Linked DNA regions of Mus musculus: region 1 is linked to region 2. Evidence: chromatin contacts called from ENCODE Hi-C or POLR2A ChIA-PET data. All regions are on one chromosome and are shown on one strand. Each heading gives the region's core, a stretch centred on a gene start or an enhancer-like site at or near the end of the contact. The rest is flanking DNA. Distances are from core to core; before and after follow the strand shown.

What was found. A loop is a pair of places that touch in the nucleus more often than their neighbours do. ChIA-PET counts read pairs that join two places held with the same protein, here RNA polymerase II (POLR2A).
Region 1: a map of Patski shows a loop between it and region 2 (2.2-fold over the local background). The contact joins the enhancer-like site here to the promoter of Dip2b in region 2. A Hi-C loop is called at or near these places in 8 of 37 maps with a recorded cell type or tissue (Patski, heart and left cerebral cortex). POLR2A ChIA-PET finds 5 or more read pairs at or near these places in 1 of 5 experiments (embryonic stem cell).

The regions. Positions count from the first base shown.
Region 1 is chr15:100,441,556-100,448,344 of GRCm38, reverse strand. All of the region lies in intron 1 of 5330439K02Rik (a long non-coding RNA gene), which reads left to right. Among named protein-coding and RNA genes, the nearest start is that of Gm5475, 22 kb to the right of the region's middle. Within about 2 kb of position 4,633, at least 3 of the 3 ENCODE cell types and tissues checked have a DNase peak (open chromatin) inside an H3K27ac peak, as active enhancers do; they include heart and left cerebral cortex, where a contact is called at or near this core.
Region 2 is chr15:100,037,105-100,043,205 of GRCm38, reverse strand. Dip2b (disco interacting protein 2 homolog B) reads right to left here and starts at 4,542. Exons shown (of 38, transcript NM_001159361.2): 1 at 4,297-4,542. The coding sequence starts at 4,396.

The DNA.
Region 1 (6,789 bases), core at 3,384-5,883, 410 kb before region 2:
CGAATCCCATTGCAGATGGTTGTGAACCACCTTGTGGTCGCTGGGAATTGAACTCAGGACCTCTGGAAGACCACTGAGCCATCTCTCTCCAGTCCGAGAAGATAGGTTTTAATGTTAGAAATTTCATACTTCTGCTGTCAGAAGCCATCTAGGAAAGGCTATATGGCAAGCAAGCAGGTTTTCTGGAGATGGTCCACCATTTTGCATGGCTGAGATGGGTGAGCTCTGAGATGCAGGGTCCTCAGAGACTTCAGCCCAGGTTTGCTTCTCGGTGCTGAGATGCCTTTCCTGTCACTGTTACATGGCCTAATGATTCTGGGCATCAGCCCACCCTATTGAGTGATCTCCTGCAGGATCAATAGGAAGATGTACTTCCATGTAGTAATGCTGTGTAGGCAAACTGATGATTTCATAATTCCTGAATTGGTACAAGTAATGTCAAGCCCTCTATAGAATATACGCTGCAGATAGAGCTCTGTACACCTTCATGTGTCCTGAGCTGATTGCACTCGAAAAAGAAAGCAGGCTTGGAACACATTTACAATCAAGGAAATCATTCCTTCTAGGCTAGGAACGAGGCCTCTAACTGGTGGCTAGAAACCAGACAGTAAATGTTTAGTCAGGTACTCGTCTTAATGGAAAGACATGTAAACAATTCTGTTATAACTCTTTAAGCCTTATTGATCTATGACATGAGCTATTGCCTTAAACTTACTATGAACTTATGGAATGTAAAAATGCTTAGAAAACCATGTGACCAATCATCTGCAGAAGGCATGAAAACTAAGAACACCAATAAATTGGTGGTAGAGCCCTTTTCTTCTTCATCCAGGATGCGTGTGTCTATGTGTGCCTGACTCCCTGCCTTCCTTCTTTCCTTCCTTCCTTCCTTCCTTCTTTCCTTCCTTCTTTCCTTTCTTCCTTCCTTTCCTTCTTTTCTCTCCTCGTCTTTTCTTTCCTATCCTTTTCTTTTCTCTCTGACCCACAAAGAGTTAACAAACTCTGAGCCTCTTGCCTGGCCAGTGAGGAGTCCCCAGTCAAAGAGAAAAGAGCCCAGGTAACTAAGTTCTTCTTCCCCTCTGCTTTCAGCTGGAGCCACAGCCTTTGGCCCTAGTCACCATACCCCTCTCTGCCTTTTACCAGGACCGTGAACATCTGGGGGCACCTCAGCTTTCCAGGAAGCCTCAACTATCAGCGGCTTTCTAACCAGAGCTAACCACAAGCCTGTTGGGATGATGTAAACCTGTAACCCCTGACCTCCAAAGTGGAAGTAGGAGACTCAGAGTACAATGCTAGCCTGCACTATATGAAACCCTGACAAGAAAGAAAAGAATGGGAAAACTCAGAACTTTTTTTTTTTTTTTTTTTTTTTTTTTTGTGGATTTTCAAGACAGGGTTTCTCTGTATAGCCCTGGCTGTCCTGAAACTCATTTTGTGGACCAGGCTGGCCTAGAACTCAGAAATCCGCCTGCCTCTGCCTCCCAAGTGCTGGGATTAAAGGTGTGCGCGACCACAGCCCAGCTCAGAAAATATTTTTAAAACCCCCCATTTGTTTAATTTGTTTAACCTAGTTATCTATCTATCTATCTATCTATCTATCTATCTATCTATCTATCTAATCTATTTTGGTTTTTTTGAAACAGGGTTTCTCTGTGTAGCCCTGACTGTCCTGGAATTCACTCTGTAGACCAGGCTGGTCTTTGAGATCTGCCTGTCTCTGCCTCCCGAGTACTGGAGTGCTGGTGTTGAAAGTGTGCACCACCACCTTCCAAGTTAAAAGATGTGTTTAGGGCTGGAGAGATGGCTCAGTGATTAAGAGCACTGACTACTCTTTCAAAGGTCCTGAGTTCAAATCCCAGCAACCACATGGTGGCTCACAACCATCTGTAACGAAATCTGACACCCTCTTCTGGAGTGTCTGAAGACAGCTACAGCATACTTATGTATAATAAATAAATAAATCTTTAAAAAAAAAAAAGATGTCTTTACTCTTATATGTAAGAGAGTTTTGCCTGCCAGTGTGCCTGGTGCCTGTGGTAGTCAGAAAACATTAGATCACCTGGAACTGGAATTACAGGCGGTTGTGAGCCATCATGCAGGTTCTAGGAACTGTCCTCTGCAAGAACAGCTAGTGCCCTTAACTGCTGAGACATCTCTCCATTCCCAGTTTTTTAAAAACAGGACTTCAGTATAAACTCCAGGCTTGCTACAACCTAAAAGCAATGCTTTTGCCTCAGCCTCCTGAATGCTGGTGTCACAGCAGTGCCACCGGGCCTGGCAATTCTGTTTTCTTTGAGTGATTTGCTGCTGATCATGTTCTCATTAACCGTGTGCAAGATTTTTGATTTTGTATCATCACCTTGCATTTTAAGTAACATTGGTGTGGTGGTTTAAATAGGTTTGCCCCCCATAGACACCATGATGATAATGGACTGAACTCTGAAACTGTAAGCCAGCTCCAATTAAATGTTGCCCTTTATAAGAGTTGCCTTGGTCATGGTGTCTCTTCACAGCAATAAAACCTTAACTAAGACAATTGCTTTTAAAAATCATATTTCGGGCTGGTGAGATGGCTCAGTGGGTAAGAGCACCCAACTGCTCTTCCGAAGGTCAGGAGTTCAAATCCCAGCAACCACATGGTGGCTCACAGCCATCCATAACGAGATCTGACTCCCTCTTCTGGAGTGTCTGAGGACAGCTACAGTGTACTTACATATAATAAATAAATAAATAAAACTAAAAAAAATCATATTTCATATGCTTAGAGGTTGATTGCACCTGTATTTTATTTGTAAACTTTTGGAACTCGCTCTGTAGACCAGGGTCACCCCAAACCTGCCTCTGCCTCTGCCTCCCAAATGCTGAAATTAGAGGCATGCGCCAACACCATTGGCCTTAAACTTTTTTTTAAAAAGGACAGTTTTGTTGGATGGGGTTATGCACCTTTCATCCCATCACTTGGAAGGCAGAGGCAGGCAAATCTTCCTGTTCCAGTCCAGCCTAGTCTACAGAATGAGTTCCAGGATCTCCAGAGCTACGCAGAGAAACCCTCTTGAAAAATAAACAAATAGACAGTTTTTGAGGGAGTCAGTTCTCCTAGCTCCACTGTGGATTCTGGGACTAGAACTCAGGTCGTGACACTTGTGTGACAAGTGCACTTACCACTGAGCCAACTTGATGACTATATTTTTTAAAAGTTTTATATCACATTTACCAACTTTAAGAAATCCCAAGAGCTCAGTTATAGTTTGGTGGTAGAGTGCTTGCCAAGGGAGAACAAGCTGCCAAATTTAGACCCCAGTACCACAAAAGCAATAACAAAAATTAATATTTTTTGACAGTGTCCTGCAAGCACTGTAGCTCAGGGTGGTCTTGAACTCACGATGCTCTCGTCTCAGCTCCTGGTGTGCCAGGATGCCAAGTGTGTGCCACTCTGCCTAGCTACCATGGTTTCACTTTGATCACTCAATGTTTTCAGGCCTTAAAGTAAATTGTGACCAATTGATTTATTTATATTTTTATTTTATTTTATTTTATTTTATTTGAGGAGAAGCAATCTTTTGAGCCAGGGTATAGCTCAGCTGTAGAGTGCTTGTCTAGCATACACCAAACCCCAGGCTTGACAAAAGAAAACCCCTCAACAGACAGCCACCGTCCCCTAAATATGCAAATAAAAACAGGATTAAACATTTGATAGTTTTTCTTTTTCTTTATTTTATGGGTGTTTTCCTTGGGTGTATGTCTGTATACCATGTGCACACTTTGTCCGAGGAAGCCAGAAGAAGGCATCCGATCCCCTGAAACCAGAGTTACAGGTGGTTGTGCTAGGAATCAAACCCAGGTCCTCTGGGGAGCAGGCAGTGCCGGTTGGCATCGCCAGCTCTGTCTGAAGGTTTGATCGTACTTACCTAGGTAAAAGCCAGCAGGTTTGCAACAGGGGCTTGTATTCCTGCATCACGTTTCTCAGTGATGAGTTTTCAGTGCCACACACACCAGGCAGGCATAACACCACCAATCCCCATTTCCGTCTCGTTTCCCGGGGGACTCTGAACACTCCGTAACCTTCCTGCGATCTTGATTTCCACTTTCCTTTCCGGCTTTACTGTTAAACGCCTGGCTTCTCTGTTTGTATGGAAACCGAATACCCTTTAAGAAGGCAAGCTTCTTGCTCTATTTACATATTTGTTCCCTTGTTTGTTTGCATTTGAACAAGCAGAAAATGAAATGGAAAGACCGCCCTCCACAGCAGAGGCAGACCGGCTGGGAGGCAGTGGCCTTGGTTCATGTATGCTGGCCTGACTGCCAGTGTTCTAAAATGACTTTAAAATCCCCTCATTTCACTGCAGGGGAAACTGAGGCTTCGGATAAGAGAAGCAACTGTAGACTAGTTAGAGTCTGCAGTACTTAGTCTAGGACACAGGAACGCTGAGGAGCTGTTAGCGAACTGCACTTCTCAGTGTCTGTGGAGGTGTTTCTAGACAAGGACGGACCAAAATAGGTTAAGGCTTGCTGTGAATATGGGCAGCAAAACCCAGAAAGTCTGCAGCGCCCAGGGAAAAAGATGGGCGTGGCTATGCATGCCCGTGACGCAGCGCTGTGGGCTTTAGAGACAAGAGAATGCTTGCTGCTTGCCAGCCAATCCCGGGTCAGTGAGGGAGGGACTGTCGCAAGGAAATGAGGCGAGAGGGCTATAAAGCAGGAAACCCACCTTCTCTGCCGGTGAATACACACACACACACACACACACACATACACACACACACACACACACACGCGCGCGCGCGCGCGCGCCACACAAACACCCCCTCCCTCCCTTGCTTCCTCTCCTTCCCTCCCACCCCCCCACCCCCGCCCCCGCCCCCAACACCAGCTTTCATGTTGTTTAAGGTCATAGCTCTGTGACAAGCACCCTTACGCGTCATGACTGGTAGCTTTTCTTCTCGGATCGAACCCACGCTGGTCCAGGCTACTGTCTTTAGGGGCTATCAGAGGACAGGGAAACTGAGCTGCCTCTAGGTTAGCTGCAGTTGGGTTCTGGATCTGATCTGACTCAAAGGCATTTACTGGCTTTCTTTCCCCCCAGTGATAAGGAGATCGCTGTCAGGCCTCCCCATGCAGTAGCAAAATGTTATCATCTAGAGATACTGTAATCAGGTAGATACTTTGGCCAAGTTACAGAGAGCCAGCGGCGTTGTGGTAAGCAGGCATTTCCTGCCATGGGACATTTTAAAACAAGGAATATAATGAGCTTCCACCCTAAAGGGAAGATTCTGTTGCGCATGTATGTATTGTATAGAAATACATATAACACATGTTTGTACTTACACAGGTAAGTGTATCTATGTCTATATAGATATATGCACAAACATAAATTATTTTTTTGTTTGTTTTGAATCGGGGCCTCTCTGCATAGCCCCAGCTGGCCTGGAACTCACTCTCTAGATCAGGCTGGCCTCCAACTCACAGAGATCCACCTGCCTCTGCCTCTGCCTCTGCCTCTGCCTCTGCCTCTGCCTCTGCCTCTGCCTCTGCCTCTGCCTCTGCCTCTGCCTCTGCCTCTGCCTCTGCCTCTGCCTCTGCCTCTGCCTCTGCCTCTGCCTCTGCCTCTGCCTCTGCCTCTGCCTCCAATTAAAGGTGTGTGCCACCACCACCCAGCTATACCTGTTGGAGGTGAGGGGAGAGGAAGAGAGTTTTTTTTTTATAAAGATTTATTTATTATTATATCTAAGTACACTGTAGCTGTCTTCAGACACACCAGAAGAGGGCATCAGATCTCATTATGGATGTTTGTGAGCCACCATGTGGTTGCTGGGATTTGAACTCAGGACCTTCAGCCACTGAGCTATCTCTCCAGCCTCAGTAAGGGATTCTGAAACCTCAAAGTCCATGATTAATAGTGTTAGTCATATTAAACATGAGTCTCTGCCACCAAATATTATAAAACTTGTGTTTAGGGCAAAGAACGCAAACCTTCTTTCTTACCTCATAAGACTTCTGTGCACATATTTTAGTCCCCATGACCTGGTAAAATCTTTGTTTACACAACAGACCCTGCTTCATTCTGGGAACTCGATGACCTGGATCTGCCACCCCCTTTCTCCATCTTCAATTCCTATGCACGAGTTCTTTTAAGACTAGACTAGGCTAGGGCTGGAGAGATGGCTCAGTGGTTCAGAACACTGACTGCTCCTGAGTTTAAATCCCAGCAACCACACGGTGGCTCACAACCATCTGCAATGAGATCTGATGCGTGTGTTTCTAGACAGCAACAGTGAACTCATATATAATAAATAAATAAATCTTTGAGAGTTCGAGGCCAGCCTGGTCTACAGAGTTCCAGGACAGCCAGGGCTACACAGAGAAACCCTGTCTCGGAAAAAAAGAAATCTTAAAAAAAAAATAATAAGAGTAGACTAATAAATAAGACTGTGAGGTCTTATCCTAGTCAATGCGGAAAAGACACAGCCACCATGTGCTAGAATAAAAACCAAGTGCATTTGCTGTCTCTGTACAAATCTCCTAGATCTTCAGTTCTCAACCTCTCTAAAGTAAAGCGGCAACCCTTTAATACACTTCCTCACGCTGTGGTGACCCCAGCCATAACATTATTTTTGTTGCTACTTCATAACAGAAATTTTGCTACTGTTATGATTTGTAATGTAAATATCTATGTTTTCCGATGGTCTTAGGCAGCCTATGTGAAAGGGTTGTTGGATCCCAAAGGGGACATTAGCCAAATGTTGTAAATCCCTGCCCTGGATCAAGAGTGAAGTTTTTGCCTGTCATGAT
Region 2 (6,101 bases), core at 3,293-5,792:
GGCAAGATCAGTAGGATCCACAAGTTCAAAGCCAGCTTGGTACCACAGTTCTGGGCCAAATTCCCTCTGCCCAGTCAATCAATCAATCTCTATCTATCACTCCATCCTCACTTGAGTGCTCTCTCTCTCTTTCTCAAAAAAAAAAACACACAGAAAAAAAATTAAAAAGCAGAATAGACTCTCTGGAGCCACGTGACAGTGACACATCACAGTGGGAGAGCTCTCACCTAGCTTGTAAGCCCTGATTCAATCCCCAACACTCTAGTAAAAAAAAAAAAAAAAAAATACATTTTTAAATATAAAACCACGGCTGGCCAGTGGCTCAGTGTGCAAGCCCCAGTCGATAACCTTAGTCAACATCCAGAGCCCATACGGTAGGAGGGGGAAAACTGATCCCCACAAGCTGTCTCTGACCCCTATTCACACACACAAACACACTCTCACACACATGTACATACACAGTGAATAGATTAAAATGTAATTTAAAAAAATTTAATAAAAGTCTACAGGACTGGGAACACTCCTCCGTTACTGGTGGGATTGCAAGCTGGTACAACTACTTTGTAAATAATATGTATTTCAATAAAATGTTAGAAAACGTGAAGGCAAATATCAAACCACAAAAAAAAAAAAAGTCTAGAAGACTGAGTAGAAATTAGTGGTAGAATGCTTGCTTAGCTGCATTCTATATTCCTGATTTGAAAACTCTTAGCATCACAGATTTCAACTGTAGCTCTGGGGTACATTCTTAGCCTACACTTTCATGAGTGAGGTCTCTGGAGGAAGTGACCACGGTCTCACTGCAGGTAAACCGAAACAAAGCTGACCTGCCCATTTCTGAGATTAAAATATGATCTACCCAGCACCTCCCTCTCCTTCTCCGCTCTCCTTCAGCTCCTAAGAAGGTCCTGTCTATGCCTCCACCTTCAAGGTGGACTCTGCCGCTTCCAGGGCCTGAGAGACAGGGAACGAAACATGTAGTGACAGAGCCGAGTGAGCGGCTGTTCATGCCCAGAGAAGTGTTCAAACAAGAAAGGGAGGCTCCCTTCCGGTAACTGTTGTTTTATCTTAAATACCTTTCCAGTTGCCCTCTCTGGGCTGTACTAAGACACGGAAAGACTTGCTCACCCTCCAACCTGCAGTGCAAGCGGTGCCTAACAGCCTTCTTCCCTCACAGTGAGCCCTGGACCACCCAAATCACAGCCTTTGCTACTAACCACACAACCTGGTATTTACAGCTCTCACAGTGGCAAAGCATGCTGCTTCCTCTTTTCTTAGAAGGCAGCCCCTGAACATGGCTCTGTCATGGTCTCCTGTGACGTTTTGTTGACATTTTTAAGAGATGTCCTCTGGCAGGCTCAGAGCTCCTTGAAAGCTGGCTCCTGCTCACCTCTGTATCCTCCGCACAGAAAGACGCAACATACAGGAGCCAATCAGCACGCAGGGACCACAGCTTTGGGAACCATCAGGACGGTGCAGAACTGTGGCATAAACACTGAATGGAGCACTTCCTTAGAGGAAGAAAAAACTATTGTGCAATCACAACTCGGCTATTTAAGCCATCAGATCCCATAATCACATCACAGCTTGAGATAATGGCTCTCACCAGAGATGCAGTTGTAAATGAAGGAACACTTAACCTTTCTGAGTCCAAGTCCTCCCTCTGCTAAACTAGAGGGCCAGGGGCACTGAGTGCATCTGCTTTAACATCAGCAAGTAGCTTAGTGACACTCGGATGACGTCATGAAAGCACCACACAGGTGATTAAAGGACAGATTAAAGGAAACAATTCTCAATGAGCCCCACTACACTGTGGGGTGGCAGATGGCACGTGAAGCTCCTGAGAAAATAAACAGAGACTAAGATAAGAACCCTATCCAACTCATCTATCAAGAAATTAACGTGTAAGTTCATTTTCTAAATGGTTCCCCAGACAGTTCCAGGCTGTCAGGGCAGAAGAGGTCCACGGTGAGCAGCCTGTACCAGCAGACCCACCACACAGGGCTCTGCACCGTGCTCTGCGGCAAACAACCCAGAGGAGGCAGGGACCTGCATCTCAGCAGAGCGGCTGATCTGTGACCAAAGCCTGCAGCAGAACACACGCACAAAGAAAATGCTCTAACAGTCCTTTGCTCAGACTCTCCCTATCTTTAGAACCGAGTAGAGCCTGAACCTACAAAAACCAGCAACGGAAAGAAGGAACTCACCAACGTCAGCAAGTCGGGACAAAGGCTTGAGTGGGGGAGGGGGCGAGGCAAAGTTTTTCTGTCAGAACAGTAATTATGAAGAAAACATTAAAAAAAAAAGGGAACGAGATTAGTTCAAAATATGCTGCAGATGTCACAAACACTACCACAGATCTGGGGATCCCTGATTTATTTTTATAACTTGAACTCTGGATAGCATCTTCCTACATCTCTAACCAACCATCTGTGTACTTGAAGCAGGACAGACAGATGGCCAATACGCTGACACTGCAGGCTCAAGGTTCCTCAACTGCTATTTTCTTCTAGAGTGCAAAGACATAAGATGCAGGACAATGCAGTACAAATCCTTAAGAGAGAAATTTAAACTAAGTCGTGTGCCAATCAAAGTATCCTGCGTGGAAGAATAACCAATTCACTGGTCCTTAAAAAAAAACAAAACATTTAAACCCTGGCATTCCCAGTTTCTAAGACTTTCACACCTTTTCAGGGAGTAGGGTGAGCTAGTCAGTAGTGGAACCTAGAAAGAGCCTTCCAAAGATGTCTAGAAACACCAAGAGCTGTAAACAATAATCGTGTGGAGCAGATCCATACCAAGGGGAGCACCCAGGATTTCCCTTTCCCGGTGAAAGCAATCAGGTCCTATTTTTAATCTCCCCCTCATGCAAACATCCAGGGAAACCTCCCATTCTGGCTAATGAAAGCTATAGCTGATTTGTTACTGAAAGTAAATACAGAACTGTTTTAAAAGATCTGAATGGAATTCGTCACACTCGGTGGCAACACTTTCACAAGAAGATGACAAGAAAAAAACAAAACCTTAAGGGAAATATATTTTAATAAACTACTTCAAATGTTTTTTTTTTTTTAAATCTGGTAAATATTGTAACCAAAGGTATCACCGGGCAAGCAACCCAAAGGTTTCCTATCTTCCTAAACGCTTCCCCACTGATTAATTGAAAAGTAATATGTTGATAATTGCATGCAGGTGAAAAGATCACCACCCTACACATTGGGAAAGCCTTAAAGGGTTATTAAAATTAATTATTTCCTTCAATCGAGTAAGATCTGTGACACTCAAACGCACTTCTGGCTTTTCACTATAAGTGATTCTCAAAAAGGTTTGAAAAAGCCCAGTGTCGTGACAAGTTAACAAAAAGTCGGAACTAGAACGCTCCTGGGAACTTGATCACATTCCTTACTCTTTTCCAATCAACAGTTTTTAGTGAACTTGAAAAATACTGGGGAGGGTCTTTGGCAAGGAATTCAACAATATGCAACTCTGGAGACATCAGCGAAGTGTACGGAAACCAAGCGCGGAGAAAATGCTGCTTTTGTTCAGAGGCCGCCTGCGATAAAAACAGGAACTTTACAGAGAAGCTGATCTCCACAGCACATTCGCCTGACCACATGCCCACAGCCGGCATTGAGGTCCTCATTGTTATCCAAGGCACTTCTCTTGTAACAGAGCCCAGATTTAGTCCATGTTTGAAATTATCTACACAAACCCAACCCTCCCTGTACCAATCCATTGTCAAAAGAAAGAGGGTGCCGGCCAGGATTTGCATGTACCCGGTAGCCACCTCTACAAAGACTCCAAAAGGTGACCAGATAGGAAAACCTAGACTGAATGCAGGTGGCAAGAAAAGCCTGCTGCTCCCAAGGACAGAGGCGGTCTAGAGGCAGCGGATCGGGGGGTCTCTGGGTTAGCGCCACCGCTTCCGACCTCCCTCGGACCCTCAATGGCTCCCCCGCTCCTTTCTCACGCCTGTCACTGGTGAGGCACCTCGCATTGTTAGAGAAGCAGGAAGACGTGCAGCTGCGGCGTCCCCCTGCGCCTCGTTCTGAAGCCGGAGCGAGGGGACAGGCGAGCGGCCCTTCGGGAGCAAGGCAGCAGAGGGGCAAGGTGTCAGCCGGAGGGCGCAGCTTTGTCTCCAGCTGACCCGTCCCCGGGTCCTGCGGGGCCCCCCAGGGACAACAATGAAAGCCCAGCCGCGCTTCGCGGGTGGGGAGCGGCGAGCCCCGCCAGCCCAGCCGCCCACAGGCCGCCGCCCGCTCGCCCGCTCGCCCGGCCCGCCGCGCGCTCGCCTACCCTCAGACAGCTCCAGCTCCAGCTCAGCCAGCTGCGCCCGCACCTCGGGGGGCAGCGCGGCCACCGCGGCCGGCGACGGCTCCAGGCCTCGCTCCGCCATCGCGGCTGCGCCAGCCACACTCCGGAAGACGAGAGGGGGCCGAAGGAGGGACGGACTGACGCGGGCCCACACCCCGGCTACAGGATCCGGCTCCAGCCGCCGAGAGCCGCCGGCGCTGCCGCTGCCGCCGCCGCCGCCGCCGCCATGAGCGAGGGTCACGTGAGCGTGCGGCCCCGCCCCCCGGCCTGGAGCTCGTCCCGCCCCGGAGACGCAGGACGGGCGTGGCTACAGCGCCCTCTACCGCGGATCTTGGAGAGCGCAGGCTGCCGTCGCCTGCTCTGCTCTCCTTGGGAAGATGCGGCACCTGCTGCATATGACGCCTACCTTCCACAAACTCTCAAGCAAGAGGACTCCGGGACGTTGCCCTTACTTCTTCCAGTCCCTCTCACTCGGGAGAGCATGCATCTGTCATGTCTTTTCCCCCATTTTCCCTGATGGACCTGCCTACAGGCCACATCCTTCATCTACCCCAGATTCTGGATTATGCCTGCCAACAACTCTTTGATTTCTTTTTCGGTGCTTCTTGTAATCCCAGCACTCAGGAGGTGGAAACCGGAGGATCTGAAGTTCAAGGTCATTCTCTCCTCAGTGAGAGCCAGCCTGGGCTACATGAGACCTGTCTCAAAACACAAGAAAAAAGATCACAGTCGAACTTGCTTCATCTTGCCTTGACTCCTAAAGACTTATAAAAAGAACTTCTGTGGGAATAGGGGTTGGGGACATGGTTTCATTGTTACAATCGCTGGCTGCTTCTGCAGAAGGCCTAAGCTCAGTTCTCAGCACTGGGCGTCTAATGCCAGCTTGAGGACCTCTGCAGACCTCTACACACACGGCTACATACACCGCATTCGGTATAATGGTGCACGCCTTTTATCCCAGCACACAAGAGGCAGAAGCAGGCTAATCTCTGAGTTTGAGGCCAGCCTGGTCTACATAGTGAATTCCTATTCAGCCAGGGCTACACAGTTAAGACCCTGTCTGGAGGAGCGAGGAACGGAGAGGGGAGGGGGAGGAGAGGAAGAGGAAGAGGAAGAGGAAGGGGAAGAGGAAGGGGAAGGGGAAGAAGAGGAGGAGGAGGAGGAGGAGGAGGAGGAGGAAGAAGAAGAAGAAGAAGAAGAAGAAGAAGAAGAAGAAGAAGAAGAAGAAGAAGAAGAAGAAGAAGAAGAAGAAGAAGAAAGAAAGAAAGAAAGAAAGACATCTCTTTATGCAGTCTTGCCTGACCTGGAACTCTCTACTCAACCGACAAAGGACAAAGATCCACTTTCATCTGCCTCCTTGCTGAGTGTTGGAATCAAAGACGTGCCCTAGCTTGATGGGGAGTTGGGGATAGCTTTTTTTTTTTTTTTTTTAGCCACCTCAGTATGTAACCTATATGTAGTCCAAAAGTACTCATTCTAGTTTAGTATATATAAGGAAGGCCAAAAAAAAAAAATCCCTGTATTCTTTTTCCCCTCTTTTATTATTATTATTTTCTTTATTTACATTTCAAATTTTACATTCCTGTATTCTTACCAAAAACTATTAAGATCTTTATTTTACATTGTAACTTTTGTGTTTAGTATTGAAATTTTGTCACAGGGAGACAACTGATTTATGATTTTTTTCCCCACTGTGTGCATGGGGGGGGGGGGGGTGGCACACACAGCCTGAGGGGATCCTAGTGTCTCTTTCTTTCCAAGGTGCTCCAAAATGGAAGCTGGGGATG